Linked DNA regions of Homo sapiens: regions 1, 2, 3, 4 and 5 are each linked to region 6. A link is a loop called in an ENCODE intact Hi-C map of the cell type or tissue named here. Cell type or tissue: mammary epithelial cell. All regions are shown on one strand.

The links. Peaks named below come from ENCODE experiments on the same cell type or tissue, not always from the same donor. Only the 100,000 strongest peaks of a DNase experiment are listed, where the experiment ranks them.
Region 1: it touches region 6 in a loop (9-fold over the local background); 11 of 110 quality-filtered maps call a loop at or near these places.
Region 2: a loop joins it to region 6, with 18 times the contacts of the local background. A loop is called at or near these places in 27 of 110 quality-filtered maps.
Region 3: it touches region 6 in a loop (7-fold over the local background); 19 of 110 quality-filtered maps call a loop at or near these places.
Region 4: it touches region 6 in a loop (3-fold over the local background); 2 of 110 quality-filtered maps call a loop at or near these places.
Region 5: a loop joins it to region 6, with 16 times the contacts of the local background. A loop is called at or near these places in 13 of 110 quality-filtered maps.

Annotation. Positions count from the first base shown.
Region 1 is chr17:65,061,824-65,066,823 of GRCh38, forward strand. No RefSeq gene overlaps it. Among named protein-coding and RNA genes, the nearest start is that of GNA13, 7.6 kb to the left of the region's middle. RefSeq lists an enhancer at 1,942-2,908. In mammary epithelial cell, no CTCF peak of the experiment used is centred here; a DNase peak (open chromatin) is centred at 2,788; H3K27ac peaks cover 2,365 bases.
Region 2 is chr17:64,959,832-64,964,831 of GRCh38, forward strand. It overlaps LOC107985000 (a long non-coding RNA gene), which reads right to left and starts at 2,933. Exons shown (of 3, transcript XR_001752973.3): 1 at 1-2,933. In mammary epithelial cell, CTCF peaks have their summits at 2,174 (motif pointing left) and 4,170 (motif pointing right); a DNase peak (open chromatin) is centred at 10.
Region 3 is chr17:65,098,616-65,103,615 of GRCh38, forward strand. It overlaps LOC105371864 (a long non-coding RNA gene), which reads right to left and starts at 2,097. Exons shown (of 3, transcript XR_934923.2): 1 at 2,066-2,097. LOC100507002 (a long non-coding RNA gene) reads left to right here and starts at 2,197. Exons shown (of 3, transcript NR_110801.1): 1 at 2,197-2,427; 2 at 2,592-2,681. RefSeq lists a silencer at 1,964-2,293. In mammary epithelial cell, a CTCF peak has its summit at 2,111 (motif pointing left); DNase peaks (open chromatin) are centred at 1,536 and 2,146; H3K4me3 peaks cover 789 bases; H3K27ac peaks cover 649 bases.
Region 4 is chr17:65,024,982-65,029,981 of GRCh38, forward strand. The region is part of intron 2 of GNA13 (G protein subunit alpha 13); the gene reads right to left. Among named protein-coding and RNA genes, the nearest start is that of GNA13, 29 kb to the right of the region's middle. RefSeq lists enhancers at 2,706-3,645, 3,646-4,585. In mammary epithelial cell, a CTCF peak has its summit at 2,467; a DNase peak (open chromatin) is centred at 2,540; H3K27ac peaks cover 483 bases.
Region 5 is chr17:64,844,936-64,849,935 of GRCh38, forward strand. LOC105371860 (a long non-coding RNA gene) reads right to left here and starts at 1,822. Exons shown (of 2, transcript XR_934918.4): 1 at 1,742-1,822; 2 at 1-135. LOC105376844 (a long non-coding RNA gene) reads left to right here and starts at 4,876. Exons shown (of 4, transcript XR_934912.4): 1 at 4,876-5,000. RefSeq lists an enhancer at 3,116-3,165. In mammary epithelial cell, a CTCF peak has its summit at 3,088 (motif pointing right); no DNase peak of the experiment used is centred here.
Region 6 is chr17:65,196,210-65,201,209 of GRCh38, forward strand. It overlaps RGS9 (regulator of G protein signaling 9), which reads left to right. Exons shown (of 19, transcript NM_003835.4): 13 at 917-1,032. Among named protein-coding and RNA genes, the nearest start is that of RGS9, 61 kb to the left of the region's middle. In mammary epithelial cell, a CTCF peak has its summit at 2,734 (motif pointing left); no DNase peak of the experiment used is centred here.

The DNA.
Region 1 (5,000 bases), 130 kb before region 6:
CATATGCAAATAGATTCAGATGCCCTGTGGAGCTGTGATAAAATAATTGCAGCTGTTGATTAGTTGCAATGTTCGTTTCTTTCTGGAAACTCAGTTCAGTGTCCGTCTTGCAAGATAAATAATTAAAGGTGTGATTAAAAACGAAATACATTTCCAAATAGCTTTTCTCCTCTTGTCACCTTAGAAAGAAACAAGCTCTTTCCAACAATACTGCCAGTCTTGAAATCTATTTCTAACTCTTCTGGAAAGATAGGCTTCTTATAGTTACAGTTTATTTTCAATGAAAAAAAAAGGTCTTACTTAGCTTATTTGCCAATCTTTGTGCCAAATAACTTTGGGCTGTTTACAAAAATCAGAATCATCCACAAAGGACAAAAAATGTGTCACCCTCAGACATGTTCAGAAGAATGTGCCAAAGGCTCTAGGAACAGTTCCAAAAGAGGTGTCAAAAATTTTTTTTGATGGGAAATATAATTTAAATAAGTGTTTCCCCTGCCAAGGTGACTACTTACTACTCAGGATGAGACAACGCCCATTTAGATGTTTATTTAAAAATCTGTCACATTACTTGATGGTTAAACCTTGTGTTAATCCAGCCTTCTTATTACGAAACTCTCTTTTGTCTCACCATCAGTACAAAATAGGTGGATTCTAACCCTTCCTTACAGATAAAACAGGCGTAGACTTTTCTTACCTTCCATAGGGAAAGGAAGGGAATTCCCAAGCCCTCCCAAAATACAAATCCCTTGCATTTGTGTCATGTTTTAAATGCCTCAAAGCACTTTGACCTACTTTATCTCATTCTCTGCTCACAGTAGCCCGACTAGGAACACCCAACATTAACCTCGCTCCCATTTAGCAAATGACTCTCTGAAAGCCTCATTCACTGTGGCCAGTTGCAGAGCTGGAACTGGAAGCTGCTTAGTCCAGTGCTTTTTTTTTTTTTTTTTTGGTAGGAGATAAGATCTCGCTCTGTTGCCCAGGCTGCAGTGCACTGGCGCTATCATAGCTCACTGCAGCCTCGATTCTCCCACCTCAGCCTCCTGAGTAGCTAGGACTACAGGTGTGCCCTACCAGGCCTGGCAAATTTTTTAATTTTTAGTATGTTGCCCTGGTTGATTTTGAACTCCTGGGCTCACGTGATCCTCCTGCCTTGGCCTCCCACAGTGCTGGGATTATAGACATGAATGACTGCACCCTGCCCCAGTGTTCTTGACTTTTTCTGTTGTTGTTGTTGTTTAAGAGACAGGCTCTCACTATGTTGTTCAGGCTGGTCTTGAACTCCTGGCCACAAGCTATCCTCCCACCACAGCCTCCCAAAGTGCTGAGATTACAGGCATGAGCCACTATGCCTGGCCCCCCTTGCTCTTTTTGATGTACAAAAATTGCCGTAGTGCCCAGAATGCCCAAGTGTATGAATTTCAAACCTGAGACAAGTAGCTAACTGGACTTAACCTCCAGGCACCATAGAGTTCAGTACTTTATTATTTTTCCAGCCCCTTTCAGGCTGACTGCCATCTTGAAGTTCCCCAGCTCAGACAGATCCTGGTAAGATGTTCTGTACTTTGAACTCAGGCTCTGGTTTGTAAAATATTCCAGGTGGCTGATGGAGAAATAAGAAAAGAGGAGCCAAGCTTGTTTGTTTGTTTATTTGTATGATGCACAAGCCCCACACATTTTTCACTTACCGTAGGAAGATTTAAAAAGAAACCCTTTTGTGTGTGTGTGTGTGTGTGTGTGTGTGTGTGTGTGTGTAATGAAATTTGATGTTGCCTTTACCAGAATAAGCCTCTCATGTGGAAAATTTTGTATGAAACTAGACATGTGGAATCAAATTGGTGGTGGTTTTGTTTGTTGTTGTTAATAACCGAAAACATGACTTTAATTATTGGTTGTATTTTTTCTCAGCCTCCAAAAAAGACCTATGGGCTGCTGTTGACCAGCTGAGACCTCAGCTCCTCCAAAGTCAGAAGCTGGTACTGTCTTAAAGGGACACTGGCACTCCTAAAATCCTTCCACCTTGCTTACTGCGTCAGATAGGTTTAAGGGCAATCTGTATGTAACACTCATCACAAGGCTTTGCCTGTAAATCTGAGATTCGGAAAAACTCAAAACATCGTGCTCACCCCTTCTCCTTTATTTTTACTTACAGCTTTTAAAGCAGAAGGATACATTTTTAGTATTTTATTGCCTGTCAATGCTCTGCGCCTTGCCAGAAACGGATAACGATAATTTTAAATTATTTATGTGTTTATTTTTATGAGACAGTTTCACTCTGTCACCCAGGCTAGAGTGCAATGGTATGATCACAGCTTACTGCAGCCTCCAACTTCTAGGCTCAAGGGGCCTACCTCAGCCTCCCAAGTAGCTGGGACTACAGACCACCACACCCGACTAATTATTTTTTGTAGAGACAGGTTCTCACTTTGTTGTCCAGGCTGGTCTTGAGCTCCTGGCCTCAAGTGAGCCTACCACCTCGGTCTCAAAAAGTGCTATGACTACAGAGGAGAGTCACTGTGCCTGGCCTAAGGATGCTTGAATGTAAATTCTGTTTCTCCAGTGAAGTTCAAGTTGGCAGTCTCAATTCATTCCTCCATGTAAAGATCTTCTGCTCACAACCCGGCAGCAGACAGCAGTTTTCTTTCCCTCGGAACACTGGATTAGCAAGCTTGGACCTGCCCCTTCCAGCAGCCACACTCCTGGCTAGCTTGCTCTGTCTACAGGTAGCATCACATGTCATGGCCTGTAGACCCGGCCTTTACCTCAGTGCAAAATGCCAGGGCATGTCCTCTGGTTGAGTTTATCATCGAGCAGTAAGGGCTCAGAGGGTGCTGAGAAATGGTCCATGCAGCCTTTGTCAGACCATAACACGTGGGCTCCCAGTGCAAATAATATCATAAGTTTTCTTTAAACTCCTGTGTCAGCTGCTACAGAAAAGAAAGGCCTGCTCACGATAGGATTCAGGGAAAGGCAGCAACTGCTGAGTCAGAATGACAGAATTAAAGGGCTTAGCAGATGAGGCACTGTAGCTGAGGTCCCTCATTTACTTTGTTTATTTAGAAACAGGGTCTTGCTCTGTCGCCAGACTGGAATGTAGTGGTGAGATCACTGCTCACTGCAGCCTTACCTGCTAGGCTCAAACAATCCTCTTTCCTCAGCCTCCCAAGTAGCTGTGACCACAGGCACATGCCACCATGCCCTGCTAATTTTTAAATTTTTTGTAGGGATCGGAGGGCGTCTCACTATGTTACCCAGGCTGGTCTCAAACTCCTGGGCTCAAGCGATCCGCCCACCTCAGTCTCCCAAAGTGCTGGGATTACAGGCATGAGCCAATGCACCTGGCCCTCATTTGCTTTAGTTATTAGCTTTCTCCTGGTTGTGGAAAGGTTATGCCAGGCCCAAAGAGGAGAAGAGGAGAAAATAAAAACAAAGGAAGGTGCTGGGTGTGTGGCAAGCAATTGTGTATTTGTGATTGTTTCCCCTTTCTTTGCTCATTAACAGAACTATAATAGGAAAAGCTCCCTTAAGATAGTGAGATACTGGGTGTGGTGGCTCACACCTGTAATTCCAGCATTTTGGGAGGCCAAGGTGGGAGGATTACTTGAACCCGGGAGTTTGAGACCAGCCTGGGCAACATGGCGAGATCCCATCTCTATATCAAATGTATACATATACGTACATATATACATACATATATATATTTTTAAAGATAGCGAGGGAATCGACTTTTCTGTGGAAACCAGTATGGATCATATCAGATTTTTTTTTTTTTTTTTTGAGATGGAGTCTTGCTCTGTCACCCAGGCTGCAGTGCAATGGTGCACTGCAACCTCTGCCTCCCAAGTTCAAGCGATTCTCCTGCCTCAGCTTCCTGAGTAGCTGAGATTATAGGTGTGCGCCACCACGCCTGGCTAATTTTTATATTTTTAGTAGAGATGGAGTTTCACCATGTTGGTCAGACTGGTCTCAAACTCCTGACCTCGTGATCTGCCCGCCTCGGTCTCCCAAAGTGCTGGGATTACAGGCTTGAGCCACTGCACCTGGCCCATATCAGATTGTTTGCTATTCATTTGGTTTTCCAGAGAAGGATGTAGTACAGTGGGGAGAACCCCAGGGAGAACTCAGTTAATAGAACAGAGCCTTGCCTTTCTTATCTGTAAACTGGGAGTTACACACACAGATTTATTGTAGGATTAAATTACAGAACCCCCAGGCTCAGTGTTTGTCCATAAATGGGAGGTTCCGTTTTAGGTTTTTTGAGGAAGGAACAACAAAACTTCTTTAAAAGCCCTTTGAAGGTTTAGCAACGTTGTCACTGTCAGAATGCTCTCTCTGTATCTTTCCAAAGCCCTTCCTTTTATGATTTAAACATGGTTGCTCTCTGTCTCATGCGCAGGCTCACTCACAGCCACAGGTGTGTCCCCAAACAGGATCTGTTTCTGGTGGAAAGGGCCTGATGCAGCAATAAGAAAAAAAAAAATGCCTATTTGGGGTTATATCCAGAATCTTAACTCTGAAGAGAGGAAGGATTTACTAATTCCCACAAGCCTAAGCAATCACTTCTTCAGCCAGAGAGCAGAGGTTAGAGTAGGGATGCTGGCACAGTACAGTAAGAGCAAGAGCTTTTATCTGAGGGGGTGGGGGGCTTGTGCAAAAGGGGGAAGAAAAAGGAGTGGGTTTTGTATTCTTTTTTGTTTTTGGAGACAGAGTCTCACTCTGTTGCCCAGCCTGGAGTGTAGTGGTACTATCTCGGCTCACTGCAACCTCTGCCTCCTGGGTTCAAGCAATTCTCCTGCCTCAGCCTCCTTAGTTGCTGGGATCACAGATGTGCGCCACCATGGCCGGCTAATTTTTTTGTATTTTTAGTAGAGATGGGGTTTCACCACGTTAGCCAGGCTGGTCTCGAACTTCTGACCTCAAATGATCTGCCCACCTCAGCCTCCTGAAGTGCTGGAATTACAGGTGTGAGCCACTGCACCCGGCCTGGGCTTTGTATTCTA
Region 2 (5,000 bases), 240 kb before region 6:
AAAGCTCTGAAAACTAACAGTCCTGACTCATGGGAAAGGATTCATTGTGGTCAAAGTAATTCTTAGATCATAACTGCCCCAAAATAGGAAAGATCAAGCAGCTAACACTTTTTCGTTGTTGTTGTTTTGAGACAGAGTCTTGCTCTGTCACCCCGGCTGGAGTGCAGTGGCACGATCTTGGCTCACTGCAACCTCCACCTCCCGAGTTCAAGCAATTCTCCTGCCTCAGCCTCCCAAGTAGCTGGGATTACAGGCATGCACCACCACACCCAGCTAATTTTTGTATTTTTAGTGGAGACAGGATTTTGCCATGTTGGGCAGGCTGGTCTTGAACTCCTGACCTCAAGTGATCTGCCCACCATGGCCTTCCAAAGTGCTGTGATTACAGGTGTGAGCCACCGTGCTTGGCATTATAGCTAACGTATTTGTTAATTATGTTTTCTTTTTTTTTCCTTTTTTTTTTTCTGAGATGGAGTTTCACTCTTGTTGTCCAGGCTGGAGTGCAGTGGTGCGATCTTGGCTCACTGCAACCTCCACCTCCACCACACCAGGCTGTTAATTATGTTTTCATTTCTCCTGATTAAAAAGATTCTGCTTTAAGATTGTTGACTTCAAGAAGTTTCAGTATAAACCTTATGTAGACTTTCTCTCCCCAAAACTAAAATTATTCTAGTTATAAAAATGAGTTGGGCCGGGCGCAGTGGCTCACGCCTATAATTCCAGCTCTTTGGGAGGCCGAGGCGGGTGGATCGCCTGAGGTCGGGAGTTCAATACCAGCCTGACCAACATGGAAAAACCCCGTCTCTACTAAAAATACAAAATTAGGCGGGCGTGGTGGCACATGCCTATAATCCCAGCTACTCGGGAGGCTGAGGCAGGAGAATTGCTTGAACCCGGGAGACGGAGGTTGCAGTGAGCCGAGATTGCGCCATTGCACTCCAGCCTGGGCAACAAGAGCGAAACTCCGTCTCAAAAAAAGAATTAAGATCATGTACTCTTTTAAGACCTATGTATCCGTAACTAATACAAAATGTGTCCAAACCTTTTAACAAAGTTATACATTTTATACTCCAATAGCATGTAATGTAGCTTTTGAGCATTTATTTGCCTTTCCCTTTGCTTAATACCTGGTGATAAAATAGAAAATGGATTCTATGTCAGCATTCTTGTGGCACAGATTCAAATCACCAGGTGGTATTTATTAGATTTAGATTTCCATACTCCAATTCAACTATTGTAAATTAGAAATCATCATGATCCTTCAGCTGGGCATGGTGGCTCACACCTGTAATCCCACCCAGCACTTTGAGAGGCCGAGGTGGGTGGATCACTTGAGGTCAGGAGTTCGAGACCAGCCCAGCCAACATGGTGAAATCCTGTCTCTACTAAAAATACAAAAATTAGCCGGGCATGTTGGTGCACGCCTGTAATCCCAGCTACTTGGGAGGGTGAGGCAGAAGAATCACTTGAACCTGGGAGGTGGAGGTTGCAGTGAGTCAAGATCGCGCCACTGCACCCAAGCCTGGGCAACAGAGTGAGACTCCATCTCAAAAATAATAATAATAATAAAAAATAAGAAATCATGATCCTTATTTTCACAAGTTTGCAAATATGGGGCTCACAAGGAACTAGAGTTTAGAAACCATTGCCTTTAAATCTTTAAACGGTGGCCAGGTGTGGTGGCTCATCCCTATAATCCCAGCACTTCAGGAAGCCAAGGTGAGTGAATTGCTTGAGCTCAGGAGTTCAAGACCAGCCTGGGCCACATGGTGAAACCAAAATTAGCCAGGTGTGGTGGCTCATGCCTGTGGTCCCAGCTACTCGAGAGGCTGAGGTGGGAAGATCACTTGAGCCCAGGGGGCAGAGGTTGCAATGAGTCCAGATGGCACCACTGCACACAGCCTTGGCAAAGAGTGAGAACCTGTCTCAAAAAAGAAAAATTGTAATGGTTATGCACATTACTTAAAATGACCTATTTAAGGAATTCAGACATGTTACATGCAAAAATGATCACTGCTATAAATATACATTGCATTGAGAAAAGAGAAGCTGCCCTTGTTTTCAGATTTGTGTTTATATTGCATGTGTCCTAAGTGAGGGCGATCGTAGCGTACAGCTGGGCCAGCCGCCGTTGCATAAGTAAGGAAACTGGGTCCCCCTAGTGTTCAGTTCTCATAATGACTCTCGAAAGGTGCAGAACAAGAAAAGTGGCAAGAGAACTTACAACTTCGCTATCCGTGTAACAACTCACCCAAATCAAAATTACTTCAATGACTATCCGTTTCCTACAGGGAAAGTTAGACGGGAAACCTGATGCCCAGAACATTTCCCCAAATATTATTGAGAAAATACATATTGTGGCCATGTATTTGTGTCATTTATATGCCTTTCCAGCAACTCAAGAACAAGCACGCTAACTTCCCTAACAACTTATACACCCTGGAATTCAACCAAAACTTTAAGTACCTTCTCTGCATCGACACCTCCCATTCTTAGTCTCAACTTTGTCCCTGAGCTCCTGATTTACATCTGCCTGCATGGCAGGGCATGGATATAAACTAAGCATCTTCAACTTAAAATGTCCTCAGCAGAACTCTGGATCTTCCTCCTCAAACCCACTCCTCCACACATCCAATCGGCTCTCCTTTCTAAATATATCCAGGAGCTGACTGCTTCTGCCAACTGCATCAGGACCCTTGATCCAAGCCAATATCATCTTAGCTGGATTATTACAGTAGTCTTCTAGCTGGCCTGCCTGCTTCCACTCTTGCAACATGCCACCCCATCTTAATTTTCCATACAGTAGCCAGAGTAATCTTCTTACAGCACAAGTCTGACATAAATCCTTGGCAATGAGCCCTGCGTGAACTGCCCGATGGTATTTCTTTTCCCTCTGCTCCTGTTATACTAGCCCCACTGGCTTTTTTTTTTTTTTTTTTGAGATAGAGTCTCGCTCTGTTGCCCAGGCTGGAGTGCAGTGGCATGATCTCGGCTCACTGCAACCTCTGCCTCCCAAGTTCAAGCAATTCTCCTGCCTCAGCCTCCCAAGTAGCTGGGACTACAGGCACATGCCACCACGCCCGGCTAATTTTTTGTATTTTTAATAGAGACGGGGTTTCACTATGTTAGCCAGGATGGTTTCTATCTCCTGACCTCATGATCCGCCCGCCTTGGCCTCCCAAAGTGTTGGGATTACAGGCGTGAGCCACCACGCCCAGCCCCCCCACTTTTTTTTTTTTTTTGAGATGGAGTTTCACTCTTGTTGCCCAGGCTGGAGTGCAAAGGCACAATCTTGGCTCACTGCAACTTCTACCTCTGGGTTCAAGTGATTCTCCTGCCTCAGCCTCCCGAGTATAGCTGAGATTACAGGTGCCCACCACCATGCCTGGCTAATTTTTTTTTTTTTTTTTGTATTTTTAGTAGAGATGGGGTTTTGCCATGTTAGCCATGATGGTCTCAATCTCCTGAACTGGTGATCCGCCTGCCTCGGTCTCCCGAAGTGCTGAGATTACAGGTGTGAGCCACGACACCCAGCCTCTCTTATTGTTTCTGGAATTGTTCTTCTTGTTGCAAGCTTCAGGCTTTGGCATTTGTGGTTTCCTTTGCTTGGTACTCCCTTGCCTGAGATGTATATGCAGTGTGACCCTTCAATTTGATCACTTCCAAATGCTACCTCCCTAGGGAGGCATTCCTGTCTATCCTATTCAAAATGGTACTTGTTTCTATTTGTTTACTTTGACATTAGGTTATAACAGCATCCACTTTGGGAGGCTAAGGTGGGCAGACTGCTTGAGCCCAGGAGTTTGAGACCAGCCTGGTCAACATGGTAAAACTCCTCTCTACAAAAAGTACAAAAATTAGCCAGGTGCGGTGGCACGTGCCTGTACTCCCAGCTACTTGGGAAGCTGAGGCGGGAGGACCACTTGAGCCCAGGAGGCAGAGGATATAGTGAGCCAAGATCACACCACTGCACTCTAGCCTGGATGACAGAGCAAAACTCTGTCTCAAAAAAAATTAAAAATAAAAATAAAATAAAGCATCTGTTTACTCCTTGACTCTCTGTCTCATCCACTAGTGTATTAGGGTAGGAGTTCTTTGTTCACTGCTGTATTCCCAAGGCTTTGAGCAGGGCCTGGCACCCAGTAGGTGGTGCTCCATGAATATTGTTGAATGAAAAATACATGAATGAATGAGTTATAGACTTTTTTCCCCTTTAGTTACACAAGAGAAGAAAAAGATATCTATTGACAGTTACAGCTCAAGAGAGTCTTTGCTGCTATGAAACAGCTGGATAACCACAGGACACTGAAAGCACTGTGCCGAGAACCCACCGGTTCAGCATCTGAGGATGGATGGATCTCAGACTGCCCAGCAGTAGTGTACTACATGGGTGGGTCAGTTGTAAAGAAGAAAAAACTGATCCATGAGCAGACACTAAAGAAAACAGTGGGATGAAATCAATACTGGGTTAAGTATGGCAGTCTGTGAGTTTGAACATATTGCCCCAATAGATTTTGTTTTAACTATTTTCCAGTAGACATTTTTTTTCATAATGCTTTCTTTTAATGCCTCAACTAGTCGCAAGAGCTTTACTAAATATTGCAACTCTTGGCGGGGCACGGTGGCTCACGTCAGTAATCCCAGCACTTTGGGAGACCAAGGCAGGCAGATTGCTTGAGCTCAGGAGTTCCAGACCAGCCTGGACAATGTGGAAAAAATCCCATCTCTAAAAATTAAAAATAAAAAAAATACACCGGGCATGGTGGTGCACACCTGTAATCCCAGCTACTTGGGAGGCTGAGGTGGGAGGACCACTTGACTATGGGAGGTGGAGGCTCCAGTGAGCCGTGATCATGCCACTGCACTCCAGCCTGGGCAACAGAGCGAGACCCTATTTCATAAATAAATAAATATCGCACCTCTCTTTTTTTGGTACTAAGGCAGAACTGTACATAGACTGATTTCTCCAACTTTGAGCAACCCCAGATGGCTCTACTTGA
Region 3 (5,000 bases), 98 kb before region 6:
AGTTCTAACTTTCAAGTAAAACCTGGTTCTCAAGGAAAAATAATACATGTATCTCATTATAATAATAATAAAAAAATTAACCTCATTAAGAATAAAAGAAGCTGGGCGCAGTGGCTCACGCCTGTAATTCCAGCACTTTGGGAGGCCGAGGCGGGCAGATCATGAGGTCAGGAGATCAAGACCATCCTGGTTAACAGGCTGAAACCCCGTCTCTACTAAAAATACAAACAATTAGCTAGGTGTGGTGGTGGGCGCCTGTAGTTCCAGCTACTTGGGAGGCTGAGGCAGGGGAATGGCATGAACCCGTGAGGCAGAGCTTGCAGTGAACCGAGATCACGCCACTGCAATCCAGCCTGGGCTGCAGAGCGAGACTCCGTCTCAAAAAAAAAAAAAAAAAAGAATAAAAGAAAAAAGAGAGAGAAAGCCCAAATTAGCAAAATAAGAGAATATGGGAACCAATCACAGATACATACAAAGTTGAAATGATTTTGAAATTGCTTTGCTGAACCCATTCAACTAAATTTGAAAACCTGGTTTCCACGTTGTCATTCACCATGGCTGTGGCCAAGCTAGGGCTGGAAGCTACATCTCATGGCTTTCTGCCTAGTAATTTCCCTGTGAGTCAACCAGACTTCAGAGTCTCATTTCTGAAACTTTTATTCCAGTACTCTAACCTAGAGCTAAGATGTCTTTGTAGCTTGGTGGGAACGCGGCTCTTCCATGGGAATGAGACACAGATGATCTGAAGACATATCTCCTGAGCATACCTCTTATGATAAATGCCCACATGCCTCCATCTGACATCAGCTTTGTCTGCCATGCTCAGGCCACCTGGCTCTAGAAATAAAAGATGGGAACGTCCCTGATCCTGAATGTTAAACCTGGAAAATCTCCTCCTGCCAGAGATGTAGCTAGCATTCCATATTTAAACTATCTTTAAAGATTTTAATGTTGACAATAGTAACAACAACTGGTATCTATTGATTCTTTACTCCTTTGTCCCCTATCATTGTACCATCCCCATTTTACAGAAATCAAAGCACAGAGGGGTTAAGTAACTTGCCCAAAGCCACACAGAGAGTAAGTAATGGAGTTGATATTTGACCCCAAGTAATCTGATTCCAGAGATTATATTTTACCTCCAATTATGACTCCAACAGTTTTCATATTATTTTGAGAATTCTGAGAATTATTCTCAGAATAATATATATATGTGTATATATTATATATACATATATATATATATATATGCCAGACTATGTATATAATGTATATATGTATATAATGGAACCACTACGCCTAGTAAATTGTTTTTTTTAAGGTCCCAAGAGACATAGGAGAGAAACTATTGGTTACTGGACATTCACCAAGTGTCAGTCATAGTTCTAAGCGCTTGTACATGAATCAGCTCAGTAATCTTAAAACCAAAACCAGAACCAAACAAACCGCCGCCCACCCCCTGGGGAGAGTGCAGTGATTCTCACTCATCAGATGAGACAAAGGAAGCCCAGAGAGGTTCCATAACTTGCTTGAGATCCTACAGCTAGGTGGCAAATCCAGGGCTCAGAGCCAGCCCATTTGGCCCGTGAGCAGCATTCTTCACCACCAAGCACACCCCACTGCCAGTCTTTAACCCAGTTATTCATTCAGTCCTCACAGCACATGATCGACAGGAGTCATTTCCTACCCACTTGCTTTTCTCGGGTTAGATGGGGTAACTGACGCTGATAAAGTTTAAATATTAGGTTGGAGCAAAAGTAATTGTGGCTTTGCCATTTTAATGGCAAAACCCGAATAATTTGCTTAGTGCCATTCAATGACTTGGGGCTGGCTAGCCAGGGAGCCAAAGCGTGTTGCATCTGTTTTCACTTCCCCAGGCCTTAGTGGTGCGGTCTAAGGCTCGCCCTCTGCCACACATCCTCCTCTCCCTCCTCCCGGCAGCTCCTCCTCCTCCTCGTCCACCTCCACCTCCTCCTCCACCCCCTCTCCCTCCACCTCCTCCTCTCCCTCCTCCTTTTCCCCCCGTACCCCTCCGCCCCCCGGGGCCCTGCCCTGCGGGTCTCACCTGCCGCTCGGCGGGGTCCCGGCGGGGGCCGGACAGCGCCACCTGGCGGCAGGTGGACGCCCGCGCAGCGCATGCTAATGAGCCCGCGTCGTCGCTCGCGGATTGGCTGGCGCGGATTCCAGCTGCTTTCCAAGTTGGAGGCGCCTAGTGAGGGTCAGGGAGGCCCGGCCCGCGCCCTCCCCGCCCAGCCGCCTCCCCGTCGACCACCCAGGGCTGGGGCGAGCCAGGCTGCCTTTCGAACTTGGGGGCTTCTCCTCTTGTCTCCCACTGGTGCTCTGGCCGTGAATCCATCCAGGCGCCAGGAGATGACAATCCGGTACCAAGGCCGGCAGTACAGGCTGAGGATGGCATTTCTCCAAAAGGTAACCCTGGCCCCTTACCTGGGCCCTGGAGTGCCGGGGACCACATCTGGGAAGCGTCCGAGGACACGTGGGGCAGGAGTGGAGGGCACCCCTTTGGGTCGATTTGTGCAGCTCGATTTCATTAAGTGACTGGTGTGAGTTGTGATAAAGACAATTCCGTTTAGGTTTCCAAGCTGCGTCCTGGGCCTGGAGACTGAGACAGAGATCCACGGACTGCAGTGCAGGCAGCCCACCCCAGATCCGAGTCATATAAGGTAACCCAGACAACCACCTACGAATTTAAAGCTCCTATAAGTTGCCCTTTCTGCATCCGAAGTGTGATATTTGAAAGTTAAAAACGTTATCTTACATACATAGATCTTAAAACGTATCTTACACCACAACCTACTCACAGATGCAAAGGCAGTGGTCATGGTCTTCCATTGCTTGGGGTCCTGGGGCCGGGTTTGAGGCTGAATGTCAGGGTTTCCTTTGCCATAACCTCATTCTGCACCACGTGCTGTCAGCCAGGCAGCCAATGTGGACTTGGAGGCTGGCATCTGCTGGGCACTGCTCGAGGTACCAGGGACACAGTGATGAGCAAAACGAGCATGGCCCCTGCCCTCAAAGTCCCTTGAGGCTAAATGGCCCACCCAAGGGCAGCTTAACAGTGCCCAGCCTTGGGGGATGTGGGCTGATGGAGGACTGGGCCCACCACAAGGTACCTTAGGGTGCCCCCAGTCAAATATATCTACTTTTTTTTTTTTTTTTTTGAGACAGTCTCACTCTCTTGTCCAGGCTGGAGTGCAGTGGTGCGATCTTGGCTCTCTGCAACCTCCACCTCCCAGGTTCAAGCGATTCTCCTGTCTCAGCCTCCCGAGTAGCTGGGATTACAGGTGCGCACCATCACACCTGGCTAATTTTTATATTTTTAGTAGAGGCGGGGTTTCACTATGTTGGCCAGGCTGATCTCGAACTCCTGACCTCAAGTGATCAGCCCCCTTCGGCCTCCCAAAGTGCTGGGATTACAGGCATGAGTCACTGCGCCCGGCCAAATACATCTTTCTAGAGGAGCCAAGCTCCCTCAGCCAGCCAATGGCAGAGCTGCAGGTGAATGGCATCAGATGGTGTTGACATCCCACCCAACATCAGGGACTTCTACTGTAAGTGCCCGAGCCTCTCTGCTCAGGGGGTTTTCTCTGGCCATAGGAACATGACTGCCACACATGTGGCCAGAGTGCCAGGGAGTGGATGCCCCCTGGATCAGCCTGCAACTGATAGTGAAAGACAGTTGCTTGATGAAAAGTACCAAGCTTCCTCCCCACCGGGTATGGCTCTTCTGAGGGTGTTCTATGTTGTTTCTCCCAGAGGCTCCCAGTAGGACAGAACTCAGGTGGCCCACGGGGGTTGCTGCTCATGAATGAGCCCTGTATTGTCCACCTTACTTACCCTGTCCCACCTCCCCAGGCACCAGCCGCTTTCAGGAATCAATCTTCCCACCCATGCGACAGGCTAGTTCAATTATTATCTCCGTTTTACAGGTAAGGAAACTGAGGCTGGTAAGGGCTAACACTAGAAGAATTGTTGACATGATACAGAAAAGCTGGTCTCACTACAATTGTAGAAACATAATTATTTATTTTATTATTATTATTATTTGAGACAAAGTCTGGCTCTGTTGGCCAGGCTGGAGTGCAGTGGCGTGATTTCGGCTCACTGCAGCCTTGACCTCCTGGGCTCCAGTGATCCTCCCTTCTCAGCCTCCCAAGTAGCTGGAACTACAGGCAGGCACTACCATGCCTGGCTAATTTTTTTTGTTTTTTTTTTTATAGAGATTTTTTTGTATTTTTAATAGAGATGGGATTTTGCCCTGTTGCCCAGGCTGGCCTCAAACTCCTGAACTCATGTGATCTGCCTGCCTCGGCCTCCCAAAGTGCTGCGATTACAGGCATGAGTCACTGTGCCCAGCCAGGAGAAATATAAAATTAAGACTGTGGTGAGAGGGAGCTTCCGATTCTACTTGAAGAGTGGGGGTAGTCATCACTGAAGAGAGAGCCTTCAAGCTTGGAGGATCCTGAGGCTTCCGCTGGGCAGAGGAAGGAAGACCCCACCTGCAGAAGCAGCCCCTGCCGAAGTACAGGGATGTATGAGAGTCTGGTGTGTCTGAGGGCATGCTGATTGCTGTTCACTGAGCATATAGTACAAGGGGAGTGTGAGGTGGGACAGGCAGGCAGGGATGGATAGGAAAGGTCTATGCCTTACAGAGGTGGTGCTATTTTTCCCCAAAGAGCAGGTGAGTGAAGTGGTCAGATTTAGGTTCAAATGAGGGCTCTAATGTAAGCCAGAAGAATGGATGGGATATATTTCCTTCCCTGAGCCAAGAGAATTCACTCAGGGTCTTTCTGTGCTGTCTGCAACTCCAGTTACCTAGGAAATGACAGCTTTTCATGGGGTCAGAGGGAGTGGTGCTGATCAGAAGGGCCCTTCTCCTGTGACTGTGGAGGCTTTCACACCTGTCATCACTCCTGTGATGTCCCAGGCTCGATGCAGCCCTGTGTAGGTATGTCTACCAGCCAAGCTGATGCCAACCAGCC
Region 4 (5,000 bases), 170 kb before region 6:
GACCACCCGGGCTCAGGTGATTCTCCCACTTCAGCCTCCAGCGTAGGTGGGATTACAGGCACTTGCTACCATGCCTGGCTAATTGTTTGTATTTTTAGTAGAGATGGGGTTTCACTATGTTGCCCAGGGTGGTCTCGAACTCCTGGACTCAAGCAACCCACCCACTTCGGCCTCCGGGAGTGCTGGGATTACAAGCATGAGCCACTACACCCAGCTGTAAAAGTGGATTTCAAGCAGTATTTGCATTCTTCATAATTCACCACGTCTCACAAGAAACTATCAGGCCTTCTTTTGGGATATCTGAATCATAAACAATAAAATTAAGTCTATATATAGCTTCCTCTTTTAAAAAAACTTATTTGACAATTCTGACAAGCTTTATTTCCTACTGTACTACAGTTCTAGCTGCCTACTTGTCTATACCCCTAGAGCCTATTTTCAAATGTTCACCATAGTCCACAGCTTTCAAGCTAACTCAGATTTTGTGGTTAAAAATTAATGGACCTGATACTCCAGATGTAACATTACTGAACGTGCTGAGAAGCGCGGATGGGAAAAGTTATCGTTAAGTGCTACTTATATTTTAGCAATAGGACTCTAAGGAACTTGAAACCTCAATTAAACTTACAAAATTAATTTGCTTCTATAATAGACACCTAAACATTGCATGATAGGTAAATAAGCAATTAAAAATGCTTAATAGGCAGCACTCCCTGGCCAGGTTCAGTGGCTCAATGCCTGTAATCCCAGCACTTTGGGAGGCTAAAGAGCAAGGATCGCCTGAGCCCAGGAGTTCGAGACCCAGCCTAGAACACATAGAGAGATCCCATCTCTACAAAAAAAAAAAAAAAAAAATTAGCCGGGTGTGGTGGTGCACGCCTGTGGTCCCAGCTATTTGGGAGGCTGAGGTGGGAGGATCACTTGAGCCTAGGAGTTCAAGACTGCAGTGAGCCACGACTAAGCAGCAGCACTCTCCATCGTTTTACGTGGTAAACAGGTAAAAAAACTGCACTATGATGAAAACAGCAGATAAGACACAACAAAAAAAATTATAAGTAATGTATAAGGTTTTAATTTTCAGAGTTAAAATGAGAGGCCTACTCTGCCAAACATTACTATGATTTTATATATTAGTTAATCATCACTAAAAACCCAAAAACTATACAATTTTCTATATTTTATACTCCCAAAATAAGACCAAATCACTACTCTCCACCAAAATAAAAAAAAAAAACCATAAGACAACACAAAAATCACATCCAACCCTTAAACAAACCTCAAATCCTTCAAATCAAGACTACACTATCCCTCTGAGTCAGGTCAGAGTCCCAATACCAACATAATTGACAAATACAATTTATCACTTTATCATCTGATCCCCAAAGGGAATGATGATCTATAGTTATATCAGGAAGCCATGACTAGAAAATACTCTATGGCTTAGATGTAAGACTTTCCATTAAAAACAAAAACAAAACAGTACTCATTTTCACAAATCATAAGCCAAGTTTATATAGGCTGTAAAATAAAGCCGTTTCCAAAGTAAGTATAATTAAAGAAATAATTTTTTGCCAAATGAATCTTACACTAAAGAATCACAAATTCATCAAAAAATATGAAGCAGAGGGGGTTCATTAAAATACAGAACTTCTAGATCATTCAAGATCTAATATAGTATGAACCCCCTTTTAAGAAAATTGCATAGAAAATGAGATTACAAGGAAACTCATCAAAATGTAACAGTGGTTATAAAGACATATACATGAACCTTTTCCAAGCACATTCAATTTTTTGTTTGTTTGTTTGTTTGTTTTGAGACGGAGTTTCGCTCTTGTTGCCCAGGCTGGGGTGCAATGGCAGGATCCTGGCTCACCACAACCTCCGCCTCCCAGGTTCAAGCGATTCTTCTGCCTCAGCCTTCCAAGTAGCTGGGATTACAAGCATGAGCCACCATGACCAGTTAATTTTGTATTTTTAGTGGAGACAGGGTTTCTCTATGTTGGTCAGGCTGGTCTCGAACTCCCGGCCTCAGGTGATCCGCCCACCTTGGCCTCCCAAAATGCTGGGATTACAGGCGTGAGCCACCGCGCCCGGCCTCTTTTCCCAGCATATTCTTAAGGCTCACTACTTTCTGAAGCAGAAGGAAAGAAACCATTTTATGAAAATCTAGTTTACTGACTTCCTAATAATTTTTCTACAATTCTGATCTTAACACTAGCACTTTTGTGTCCTTTCTCTTGCCTCAGAAATCCAAAGTGCACCTGTCTTTCTCAAATCATCCAGATTTATTTATATAGTAAAGCCAAATTCCCACCTCACACCCCTCCCCCGCCTTTTTTTTTTTTTTAAAGAGATAGGTTTTCACTATGTTTCCCAGGCTGGTCTCAAATTCCTAGGCTCAAGCAGTCCTCCTGCCTCAGCCTTCCAAGTAGCTGGGATTACAGGCGTACCACCACAAGCAGCCACTGGGGGCCCTTTAAAAATCTAAGAAAACCTTTTGCTTAAATTTCCATAGTGGTTTTATCAGCACCTCCTATGGCATGAGTCATTTTCTACCTCATATGCAATCATCTGTGTACTTGTTTTATTTCCTTTTCTACAATGTATTGTTCCTGGGGACAGTTTTTGCCTTCTTAGTCACTGTATCCCTCTAAATATTTGCATATAGTGTTAAATAATATATATGTTTGAAAAAAGTGAGTATCACAGAATTGGACTCTCTTTGAAACTAGGAACACTGACATGCTAATTTCTCCTTTACAACAAAAGGCTTTCCTAAGAATGATGGGAGAGGCCAAAACAAAACCAAATATTCAAAACTTCTATCAGTTAAGAAAACAAGGCTGGGCGTGGTGGCTCATGCCTGTAATCCCAGCACTTTGAGAGGTCAAGGTGGGCAGATTACTTGAGGCCAGGAGTTTAAGACCAGTCTGGCCAACATGGTGAAATCCCATCTACTAAAAGTACAAACATTAGGCTGGGCACGGTGGCTCACGCCTGTAATCCCAGTACTCTGGGAGGCCGAGGTGGGCGGATCACGAGGTCAGGAGATCGAGCTCACGGTGAAACCCCGTCTCTACTAAAAATACAAAAAATCAGCCGGGCGCGGTGGCGGGTGCCTGTAGTCCCAGCTACTCGGGAGGCTGAAGCAGGAGAATGGCGTGAACCCGGGAGGCGGAGCTTGCAGTGAGCTGAGATCGCGTCACTGCACTCCAGCCTGGGTGACAGAGCGAGACTCCGTCTCAAAAAACAAAACAAAACAAAAGTACAAACATTAGGCGGGCATAGTGATGGGCTCCTGTAGTCTCAGCTACTTGGGAGGGAGGTTGAGGCAGGAGAACTGCTTGAATCCGGGAGGCAGAGGTTGCAGTGAGTTGAGATCACGCCACTGCACTCCAACCTGAGCGACAGAGTGAGGCTGTCTCCAAAAAAAAAAAAAAAAAAAATACCACCTACCATATAAGGAAGAAAGTGGAAAAAAAAAACCCACTTCACAGGTGATTCTTAAGGTTGCTCATCATCTACTTGCAAGAACCACTGTAATTATAATTTTCCTAAATGGTAGCAGTTGCCTCTTGTAATTAGCTCACTGGTACTTAGGGCATTTCATGAAATACTTGAGCCTAAGAAGACTGTTTCATGTGTCATGAGAGGTATGACTGCAGATCACTTGTCTTGGCCTCAACACTAGGATGATAGCGCCACAACCTTAAGCAACTTTCAGGTCACCAAGAAAGATGAAAGTCAAGGAATACAGATCAAACTATCTCTAATTCCTGCCTCCCTACTTTACTCTTCAGCTCCACACCACCTTCTTCTTCCAATCTGCAGCCTCCACTTCCCCCACCTACACACCTTCCAGAGAGCTACAGCCTCTACATGCAGTCTCTAGAATCTAGCCTTCCCCAAGTAGGTGACAGTTTCCTTAAAGAGGAATACTATGGATTTTGTTTCTTAAAAAGGAGGTAGAAACAAAAAGAAAAAGAAAAAGAAAAAAAAAGGAGGCAGAGTTACTGATATAATACTGAGAAGTTCACCTGAATGAGAAACATAAGGATGTTGGGAAAAACTTGGTGAACACTGAAGGATCAAGGATACTGTTCAGTTGTGCTGCTGAGTCAAAAAGTATTTACCAAGAACTACCTAAAACAGGAGAAATATAATAGTATCTGATAAAATGCTGAATTAGCTATGCAGTTAGCATGTCTCGTGTTTGAAGTCTCCAGCTAGTCCCAACTGACTATCTCCAACATTATCTCCTACTTTTCCCTATGAAACAAGCTCCATGCTCATCTCCCCATGCTTCTGGAAAATTCTGTGCATATTCCTACCTCCTCTGCCTAACACCATTTCCCCCACACGCCTCTGCTTCCACCTCTCCTTCTGGGGTTCTTACTATTATACAGGGAGCAAAGATAAATTTTAAGTTGGAAGACAGCTTGGAGAACAAGTAACCTTATGCTCCATTTTACAGATGAGAAGCCTAAGGGTCAGGGAAGTTAGGTGGCTTAGCCAACAAAACTGTTTCAGTGGCAGAACCAAGAATTTAATGTATCCTGATTCTTATTTTTCCCCTACCTCCACTGCAACTTCCCAACTCTCGGTAATCATACTCTTCACTCAATATCTTTTGCACTTACGGTTTATACCACTCATGGCACTTCTTTATTTTTATATGTAGTCCTACATGTCAAATTTAGACTCAAAATCTCTTTGCTACACCTCCCTGTATCCTAGGATAGCAATTTTACCCTGTACAGAGCAATAGCTACATAAACATCTGTTGAATTTTTTGTATTATAACTTCCCCTTTATGACATCCTGTTTCCATCTTATTATTTCTACAAATGTCAGAGTTGTCACAAGCATAATACATTGAACGGGAAGGTTTTTTTTTTTAAAGGCAACTTTCTGCCACTAAATTCCACTTGTTTATAAATGTAAATGCTAAAGACAGAAAAGAGATCAACTCAAATGTACATGGCAAAGATCTTCAGTGG
Region 5 (5,000 bases), 350 kb before region 6:
TCGTGTGTGCTTCCAGAGGTATTCTTGTCCAACAGAACTTCAGTGATGAAAACAGTTGCCTGTGCTGCCAGTTTGGAAGCCATTAGCCACACGGGGCAGTTGAGCACTTGATATGTGGCTAGTGTGTCTTAGGAGCTGAATTTAAAAAAAAATTTTTTTTTTTTTAAAGACTCAGTGTCTTGCTCTGTTTACCAGACTGGACTGCAGTGATGTGTGAACATGGCCTCAAACTCCTATTTATTTATTTTTTGAGACAGGGCCTCACTCTGTTGTCCAGGCTGGAGTGCAGTGGTGCAGTCATAGGTCACTGCAACCTTGACCTCCTGGGCTCAAGAAATCCTCCCACCTCAGCCTCCTAAGTTGCTGGGACTACAGATGAATGCCACCATGTTTGGCTGATTTTTACAATTTTAAATTTTTTGCCTGGGCGCAGTGGCTCATGCCTGTAATCTCAGCACTTTGGGAGGCTGAGGCGGGCAGATCACCTGAGGTCAGGAGTTCGAGACCAGCCTGGCCAACATGGCGAAACCTTGTCTCTACCAAAAATACAAAAATTTGCTGGGCATGGTGGTGCGTGCCTGTAGTCCCAGCTACTTGGAGGCTGAGGCACGATAATCGCTGAACCCAGGAGGCAGATGTTGTAATAAGCTGAGACTGCGCCACTGCACTCCAGCCTGGGTGACAGAGTGAGACCCGTCTCAAAAAAAATAAAAATAAATAAATAAATAAATTTTTTGTAGAAAAGGGGTTTCACTATGTTGCCCAGGGTGTTCTTGAACTATTGGCCTCAAGCTATCCTCCCACTTGGCCTCCCAAAGTGCTAGGATTACAGGCATGAGCTACTGTGGCCAACCTAAATTTATATGTAAATAGCCATATGTGGCTAGTGGCTACTGTATCAGACCTCACAGTTCTGTACAGATAACGCACAGCGCACAGTAGCATACTATACACGCCCTACTAAATCTTGCTTTGTTCCCTTAACGGCACCTATGCATCTTGGAGATAGATTGTCCCAGTCTGCCTCATTTTTAAAAACTGCTGCATAATATCCTCTTGTAATCCACAAAGGCAATCCCAGACCCAGCCTGGGGGGCCATGGGTCATCACTTTTTACAACAAGCTCTAAAATCTTCCACATATACCATAATCAAGGCACTTCAGAACAACCCTAGGTTCCTCATGCCTCTACTTTTATTAGCCTGGGCCTGACATAGTTGGACATTGAATAGTCACTTCTGGGGGCTGGTGGAAATAATTTACCATGAGTGACTGCCCTAAAATATACTCTCCACCCACATGGCCCGTGTCTGGCATTCACTAGTGCTGGTGGCATTCTTTAAGGTTGCTCATATCTCTAAGTGGTTCTCCTTTAAAGAGCAAAGTCTCCTGGGAAAGGTGGTCATTAAGCAGAACATCTGGGGCTCATCTTGCTTTTGCCCTGTTGAGAGGGGCCAAGGGACTTGGTAGAGCAGCAGGGGCTCTGACGGTGAACCTCATTGTTTTTAAAATTATTCTTAAGAGGCCAGGTGCGTTGGCTCACACCTGTAGTCCCAGGATTTTGAGGAGCAGAGGCAGGAGGATCGTTTGAGTCCAGGAGTTCAAGATTAGACTGAGCAACACGGGGAGACCTCATCTCTACAAAAAATTTAAAAGAAAATTAATTGGGCATCGTGGCATGAGCCTGTGGTTCCCGCTACTCGGGAGGCTGAGGTGGGAGGCTGTGGTTCCCGCTACTCACCTGAGCCCAGGAGGTTGAGACTTGCAGTGAGCTGAGTTCACACCACTGTACTCGAGCCTTGATGACAGAATGAGAGTTTCTCAAAAAAAAAAAAAAAAAAAAAATTGTCCTTAAGTCCATGTGGACCCCTGACTAGGTTTGTGCCCTAGACAGCCTTCCTCTGAGGGCAATTCAGGTGGTGAGACTCCAGCTTTAAATGGCCTCTAGAGAAATTTCACTAACCTGCCTTGGTGTTTGACCCTGTATAACCCCTTTCTTCTGGAGGTCCCTTTGGGTGGCAGTAGATACGGGATTTGGTGTCTGACAGCTCTGGGGACAGATCCCAGCTCCAAATGGCAGAGTCTCTACAGATTACAAGCCAAATACTTAGCACTATGTGCTGATCTTCAGGAAGTCAGTCTATATTTCATAACAAGTCACATGGGGATAATGAAGGAATGGCCTAAAACGCTCTCAGTAATATTCCTGAGTCATCCCTCAGGGCTGGGCTTGGTGTTAGGCATGGCGGGGAAGGGAGCAGAGCTGTGTGCAGAGGAAGATGCAGTTCTTGCCTTGTCAGGGTCCCTGACCTGATGGCGACCCATGGTGGAGTCTTCATAGTGATAGACACCACTGTAAAAGCAGATCCAGGTTGTGCAACCCTCAAAGCAGGTCTCCTCACTCACCGGGATAGATAGACTATTGGCGGTACCTGCATCCACCGCTTGCCATGGTTTCGTTGTGGGTGGAGGATACTTTCCTGTCCCCTGGCTTTGGGTTTGCCCATGTGGATTGCTCTGGCCTTGGAATGAAGCAGAAACCAAAGGCTGCCAGTTCCGAGCCCACGTCTGAAGTCGCCTTAGGTGGTTCCGCGGGCCCCGTGCGCTCCCACCTTCACCCAGAGGGCCTTCTCTGGTGCAGCCGCTGCTTCTTCAGCCTCCGCCCAAAAGGAACGGAGGCCCCTGGCTGATCCGCAGGCCTACAGGGAGCCACAGAGCGCAGCGGCTGGACCAGCGTTCAAGCCCAAGCACAGGCCTGCGAGAACCTTGTTCCAGCCGCCGTTTAGGATGGTTGATTAGGACGCGTTGCAGTGGCGGTAGCTCACCAATCCAGTGCGTGCACCCGCTCCTTTATTAGGCCATAGAGCCAGTGGCTCCCACAGGGACCTGATACAACAGTGCGTTAAATAAGGAGCATATTGAGCTCTCATGTCGTAAGCCAGTGGAGAAGTCCAGGGCTAGTGTGGGGGCTCCGGCGGGGGCTGTGGCCCGCATCCGCATGGAGCCTCCCCATGGTTCACAGGTCTCAGTCTTCGGAGCCTTCGGCCCTGCGAGCCCGAACGGTCCACAGGGGGGCGCCAAACCCTCTTTCGAACGCCATCCTCTAAAGCCTAGGCTCCAACCGGTTCCATTTCTTCAGGCTCAGGATTTTCACTCTTCTCGAATGGGGGTGTCCCTCCCCCAATCTTCTGAGTCGCAACAGCATCTCCCTCCCTCCAGGACCTCAGAGCCAGAGCTGGGCGAGAGGCCCTGACCTCCGGGGTAGGGTGGAAGCGTCCCTGTGAAGGTGCTGTCCTGCCTCCCATCCCCAGGCGCCGGGCCTCTCCCACCCTCAGCGCCCTGCTCACCTCCAGCTGAAGATGTCAGGGCACCTCTGCTTCCTCCCTGCCGTTTCTGCAGTACCGCCGAGTGTGCATAAACGGGTTTAATACAGGCTTTGCTGGGTGCGGGGACTCCCACCTGTAATCCCAGTACCTTGAGAGACCAAGGCGGGAGGATCACTTGAGGCCAGGAGTTCAAAACCAGCCTGGGCAACAAAGTGAGGCCCGTCTCTGGAAAAAAAAAAAAAAAAAAGAATAAAAGAGGTCCCTTTTTCTGGGAGATTGATATAGGGGAGTGTGAGTTAGAAGGGAGGCATCGAGGATCAGTCATTTAAAGCAGCATCCAAGGATGTTCAAGGCTAGAGATCCACAGGTGTATTTTCAGAAACTGAATTTCCTGGCGGGGCACAGTGACTCATGCCTGTAATCCCAGCACTTTGGGAGGCCAAGGTGAGTGGATCACTTGAGGTCAGGAGTTCAAGACTAGCCTGGCCAACATGCTGAAACTGTTTTTAGAAAAAAAAAAATTGGCCAGGCATGGTGGTGGGCGCCTGTAATCCCAGCTATTCGGGAGGCTGAGGCAGGAGAATCACTTGAACCTGGAAGGCAGAGGTTGCAGTCAACCGAGATCACGCTACTGCACTCCAGCCTGGGTGACAGAGACTGTCTCCAAAAACAAACAAACACACAAACAAAACACAAAAAAACCCCAAAACCCAAAACAAGCCAGGCGTGGTAGCTCGCACCTGTAATCTCAGCCCTTTGGGAGGCCAGGGCGGGTGGATTACCTGAGGTCAGGAGTTTGAGACCAGCCTGACCAACATGGGGAAACCCCGTCTCTACTAAAAATACAAAAATTAGCCGGGCATGGTGGTGCATGCCTGTAACCCCAGCTACTAGGGAGGCTGAGGCAGGAGACTTGCTTGAACCCAGGAGGCAGAGGATGCAGTGAGCTGAGATCGTGCCATTGCATTCCAGACTGAGCAACAAGAGCAAAACTCCACCTTAAAAGAAAAAAAAAAAAAGAAAAAACAAACAAAACTCCTGAATTTCCCTGTGGATACCTTTTCTCTGGCAGACTTTTTCAATGAGGGCTAAGTTGTCTCCAATACTATATGGCCTGTAGACCGCTCAGCTTTCATTCCAGTGAAAACATTCCAGAAAAATCTCTGAATCAATCCCAGGTGTTTCTCCAATCAGCTCAGGATGATTGTGTGTTACCTGCTGCCCAGCTAGTGACACCTCTCCAGGCCTCTGACTTAGCTAGGTCTCCACCATGTGACTCCACCGTAGACTCCCCGCCTTCTTCTTTTGCAAAGCCTTGGACACCCAAACACCTACCAAAAGTGGGTTAGTGTGCCAGGACACCTCCAAGTGTAAGTGGGGCTCTCCAGCACACCTGGATGTGGAGGTGTGATGCAGAGTGGTGGCTGCTCGTGACACTCATTTCACCCCTTTCTGTGCAGGTGCCAGAAGCCCAGGAAGCACACATCAAGGCTCGCTTGCCAGCGGGGTGCTGCCAATAAAATGTAGTCACGTGGAATTTGGGATGTGGAAAGGAGGTAGAAGTCATCCTTTCCTCCCCCATAGCAGCAGGTGTGCAGGCTCTGGTGGTCAGCTGGACTCCATACTCCCCCACCAGTCACCAGCCTGGGGACCGTGGGGCTGCAAGGACCTCAG
Region 6 (5,000 bases):
TTTGTGAATGGCAGTTGTTAATGTTATCAGTTTTCTTATTGTTTGTACACTTGTTCTTATGGAAAGTGTAAAACTTGCTTGGCATGCTTTATCTTGGATCCCATAGACATGAATTGTGCCTGGTTCTGGTCCTAGCTGCTACATCAGTGGGAAAAATGGTGTGAGGGACTTGAAACCTTAGTTTCAAAGGTCTGTGTTAGGTTTAGGAGAATTCCATAAGGGATAGGAGAGAACACTGAGTCTTTTTCTGATTCTCTGGAATGTTAGATCTCTGCTAGCTGGGCTCGAATATCCTACCTGGGATCAGGGAAATCTTTCCAAACAAGGAGGTGCAGTGGGACCTGCATCTTAGAGGAAGCCCTGAAAGGGAGTGCAGAGATGGCAAATGGGTCTACTCCGAGGCACATGGCCTGAGGCAGGTACAGGAGGAGCCACCGGCTCCCACCAGAAGCCAGGGTGTGCCATGGTAGGGGGGCAGCTGTCGTGGGTGATAGGCACCCAGCAGGTGGCAGTGATTGTAGCACCCATCACCAATGCTGCTCCAGAATTCTCTCCTAGTCCAGGTGGCAGCCTGACCCTCTGCTGGCCAGGCTCCAGGCTGTTACCATGCCTTGGAGGAGGCATTTGAATTCGTTTGTCCTTAAGGTTAAGTGAGCAGGACCTGAGTGTGGGCTCCCCACGGTGGGCATCCTCCTCACCTCTGGGATGGTCATGTCTTTGATGTGAGCCCCGGGGGACTTGTCTGTGGCTGCATCTTCCTAGCAAGTGATTACTTGGCTTGTGTGTTATGCAGGGATTGGGAGGAGGAGGATTGAATTGAGCCCTGGGCCATGAGACTAAAGGCCCTCACCCCAACCCAGGCCACCACCTGTCACAACCGCTACCTCTCTGGTGCATTTACAAATCATCCTTGCAGGGTGGAAATCCCAACCAAGATGCGAGTGGAACGATGGGCCTTCAACTTCAGCGAATTGATCCGAGACCCCAAAGGTCGACAGAGCTTCCAGTACTTCCTCAAGAAAGAATTCAGTGGTGGGTCTTTGTTTACAAAAAAAAATTAAAATAACTTACTTTTAGAAAGAGTCCTTTAATGTCTAGCCTAGGGTTTGGGGAATTTCTCAGCAGATGTTTTCAGAGCTTTGCTTATGCCCTTAAACAGTTGCTTCCTTTCACAGCTTTAAGAATGGGACCTGAGCCCAAGACTCGTTCTTTCCATAGACTCAAAGAGGCCCCACCGTCTGGGGGAAAATTGCACCTGCTCACAGAATCTACATCAGGATCCCTCACATTTCTGAGGGCTCCATCCATCCTGGATGCCCCCACTGTCACCCGAGGAGCCCCCGCTCCTTCTAGTCAGCCTCTAAATATAATGAACCTGGAGGAAGGGAAGGGAGACAGGCAGGCTTTCCCTTTCTTTCTCTTTTTGTCTCCCAGCCTGATTTTCTTTTTTCTTTGTTTCTTTCTTTTTTTTTTTTCTGGAGACAGAGTCTTGCTGTGTCGCCCAGCCTGGAGTGCAGTGGGATGATCTCAGCTCACTGCAACCTCCGCCTCCCTAGTTCAAGCGATTCCCCTGCCTCAGCCTCCCAAGTAGCTGGCGTTACAGGTGCCTGTCACCACACCTGGCTATTGTTTTGTATTTTGAGTAGAGATGGGGTTTCACCATATTGGCCACGCTGGTCTGAAACTCCTGACCTCAGGTGATCTGCCCTCCCCAGCCTCCCAAAGTGCTAGGATTACAGGCGTGAGCCACTGCGCCTGGCTTCCTGATTCTCTTTAGCTCAGTGGTTCTACACATTCAGTCTGCCTGGGGATATTTTAAAACATGTTTTCCTGGATCTCATCCCTAAAGTTGCTTTTAAATTGGTGGGGGTTGGAATCCTTGAAGTTTTGGAAACTCCCCAGATGATTCCAATGTGTGGTGATTGACAGCCATCACCTTAGCTCCTGGCCTGATTTCTTCAGGGCCTTAGGAGGGTGTGGATTTTAGTGAAATGGGCAGGGCCACATTTTGTCCCATCTCTGAATGTCACCTCATGAGGGGAACTGTGACTTTTTTTTTTTTTTGATATGGAGTCTCGCTCTGTTGCCCAGGCTGAAGTGCAGTGGCATGATCTCAGCTCACTGCAACCATTGCCTCCGAGGTTCAAGTGATTCTCCTGCCTCAGCCTCCCAAGTAGCTGGGACTATAGGCACGTGCCACCACACCTGGCTAATTTTTGTATTTTTAGTAGAGACAGGGTTTCGCCATGTTGGCCAGGCTGGTCTCGAACTCTTAACCTCTAGTGATCCACCTGCCTCGGCCTCCCAAAGTGTTGGGATTACAGGCGTGAGCCACTGCACCAGGACTGTGGCTTTTTAAATATACTGCACTTCCCGGAGAAGCATCCACAAAAAAACACGAGGCCAGATCAGAACCAGGCTGTGCATTCACCACCTTCATTGAAATATTTACCTTTACGGGATTCTTTTACTTCCTTGCTCAGTACCCAGCCCTGGGGGCATCACTCCTGAGCCTTGACACTCAGCTGCTTACTACCCAAGATCCACTTGTCTGTGGCACTGCTCCAGAAACGAATCCTACTGGACATGCCTTTAGCCTGGCTGACTGCCGGATGCAAAACATTACATGATAATATGGATTGTTGATAATCATCTCCCTAATCAAGTCTAATTGCTGCTCTAGAACAAAACCCAGAAAAGATGGATGGACTGGCGAATAAGTGGTTATAGTGCCATCTAGTGGCAAAGTGACAACATACACCCTGAATTTATTATCTCCCCCCCACTAATTCCTTAGTGAGAATCCAGCGAAAAGATTTCCCTGCATTATTTAAACCGTATTATTAGCAATCTCCTCATGAGATTCCTGAGGCTTTAGGTATGAACAGGGCAGATAAATCATCAATTTGCTCATTTACTTTTTAAAAAGATTTTTAAATTGAAATATTATTTGCATATGATGAAATTAACTTTTTAAAAGTGTACAATTCAGGGGTTTTAGTGTATTCACTAAATTGTGCAACCATCATCACTAATTCTAGAACATTTTTGCCACATTAAAAAGAAACTCTTTACCCATTAGAATCATCTTCTATTCCTGCTTCTCCTGCACCCCAGCCCTAGGCAACCACAAATCTACTTTCTACCCCTACGGATTCACCTCTTCAAGACATTTCATGTAAACGAAATCATGCAATATGTGACCTTTTGTCTTTTTTCACTTAGCATAATGTTTTCAAGGCTTGTCTGTGTTTCAGCATATAACAGCGCTTCTGTTCCTTTTTTTTTTTTTTTTTTTTTTTTTGACAAATTCTCACTCTGTCGCCCAGGCTGGAGCGCAGTGGCGTGATCTCATCTCACTGCAACTTCTGCCTCCCGGGTTCAAGTGATTCTCCTGCCTCAGCCTCCCAAGTAGCTGGGATTACAGGCGCCCGCCACCATGCCCAGCTAATTTTTGTATTTTTAGTAGAGACGGGGTTTCATCATGTTGGCCAGGCTGGTCTCAAACTCCTGACCTCAGGTGATCCACCCGCCTCGGCCTCCCAAAGTGCTGGGATTACAGGCGTGAGCCACTGCGCCTGGCCACGTGGTTCCTTTTTAATGACTGCATAATATTTCCTTCATTCCTTTTTAATGACCCCATAATATTTCCTTGTTTGTATGTACCACATTTTGCTTATCCATTTGTAAGTTAATGAACATTTGGGTTGCTTTGACTTTTTAGCTGTTATGAATAATGCTGCTATGAACTTTGGTGTACATATTTTTGTGTGCTCATTTAATATTTTTGGTGGGAAAACGTATGTAACATAAATTTTACCATTTTAACCATTTGCTTTTGAGACGGAGTCTTGCTCTGTCGCCCAGGCTGGAGTGCAATGGTACCATCTCGGCTCACTGCAACCACTGCCTCCCTGGTTCAAGCAATTCTCCTGCCTCAGCCTCCTGAGTAGCTGGGATTAGAGGCGCCCGCCACCACGGCCGGCTAATTTTTGTATTTTTAGTAGAGACAGGGTTTCACCATGTTTGTCAGGCTGGTCTCGAACTCCTGACCTTGTGATCCGCCCCCCTCAGCCTCCCAAAGTGCTGGGATTACAGGCGTGAGCCACCCATGCCCAGCCGAAATCTTCTTCCTTTTTAAGGCCAAATGATATTCCCTTGTAGTCTTCACCATATTTTGTTCATCCATTCTTTTATCGATGGACATCTGAGTGCTTTCCACTTACTGGCTATCACGAATAATTGCTTATTTAATTTTACTAAGCAATCAACTGTCTTTTGCTATGGGCAAGATGGTTTACATGGCACTTTTGTCAGATCAGTTACATTTTAGTTGAGAGCATCACTGGTCTGTGATCTCAGTCCAAAGAACGCCCTAAAGTTCATGCTGAAAAGGAAGGACCTCTATAGAGCTATGGGACAAATGCCAACTAGTTTAAAATTGTGCAGCCTTTTCTAATATGAAGCACCCAGGAGCTTTTAAAAAAATGCAGTTGACCCTTGACCAACACTGGTTTGAACTGCACGAGACCACTTATAGGTGGATTTTTTTTTCAGTAAATATATTTAAAAACTTGGGGGGATTTGCAACAATCTGAAAAAACTTGCAGATGAACTGCATAGCCTAGAAATAGAAAAAAGTTATGAAAAGGTATCATGAATCCATAAAATATATATGTAGATACATATCCACTTATGTGTCCATTGACTGTTTATGTTATTAGTAAGGCCTCTGGTAAACAGTAGGCTATTTGTAGTTAAGTTTTTGGATTTTCTACTGCATAATGGTCTGCGCCCTAACCCCTTAATTGTTCAAGGTCAACTGTACTGAGAAAAGAGAGGAGAGGATTTTGTTGTTCATTTCCCCACACTGTGACACACTCCACGATTTACACACACACACACACACAGACACACACACACTTGCTCTCTCTTGTGATCGTCTTTATTTTCCCAGGCAAAAATCACCACCTGGGACCACTGTATGAACATATGCGTGG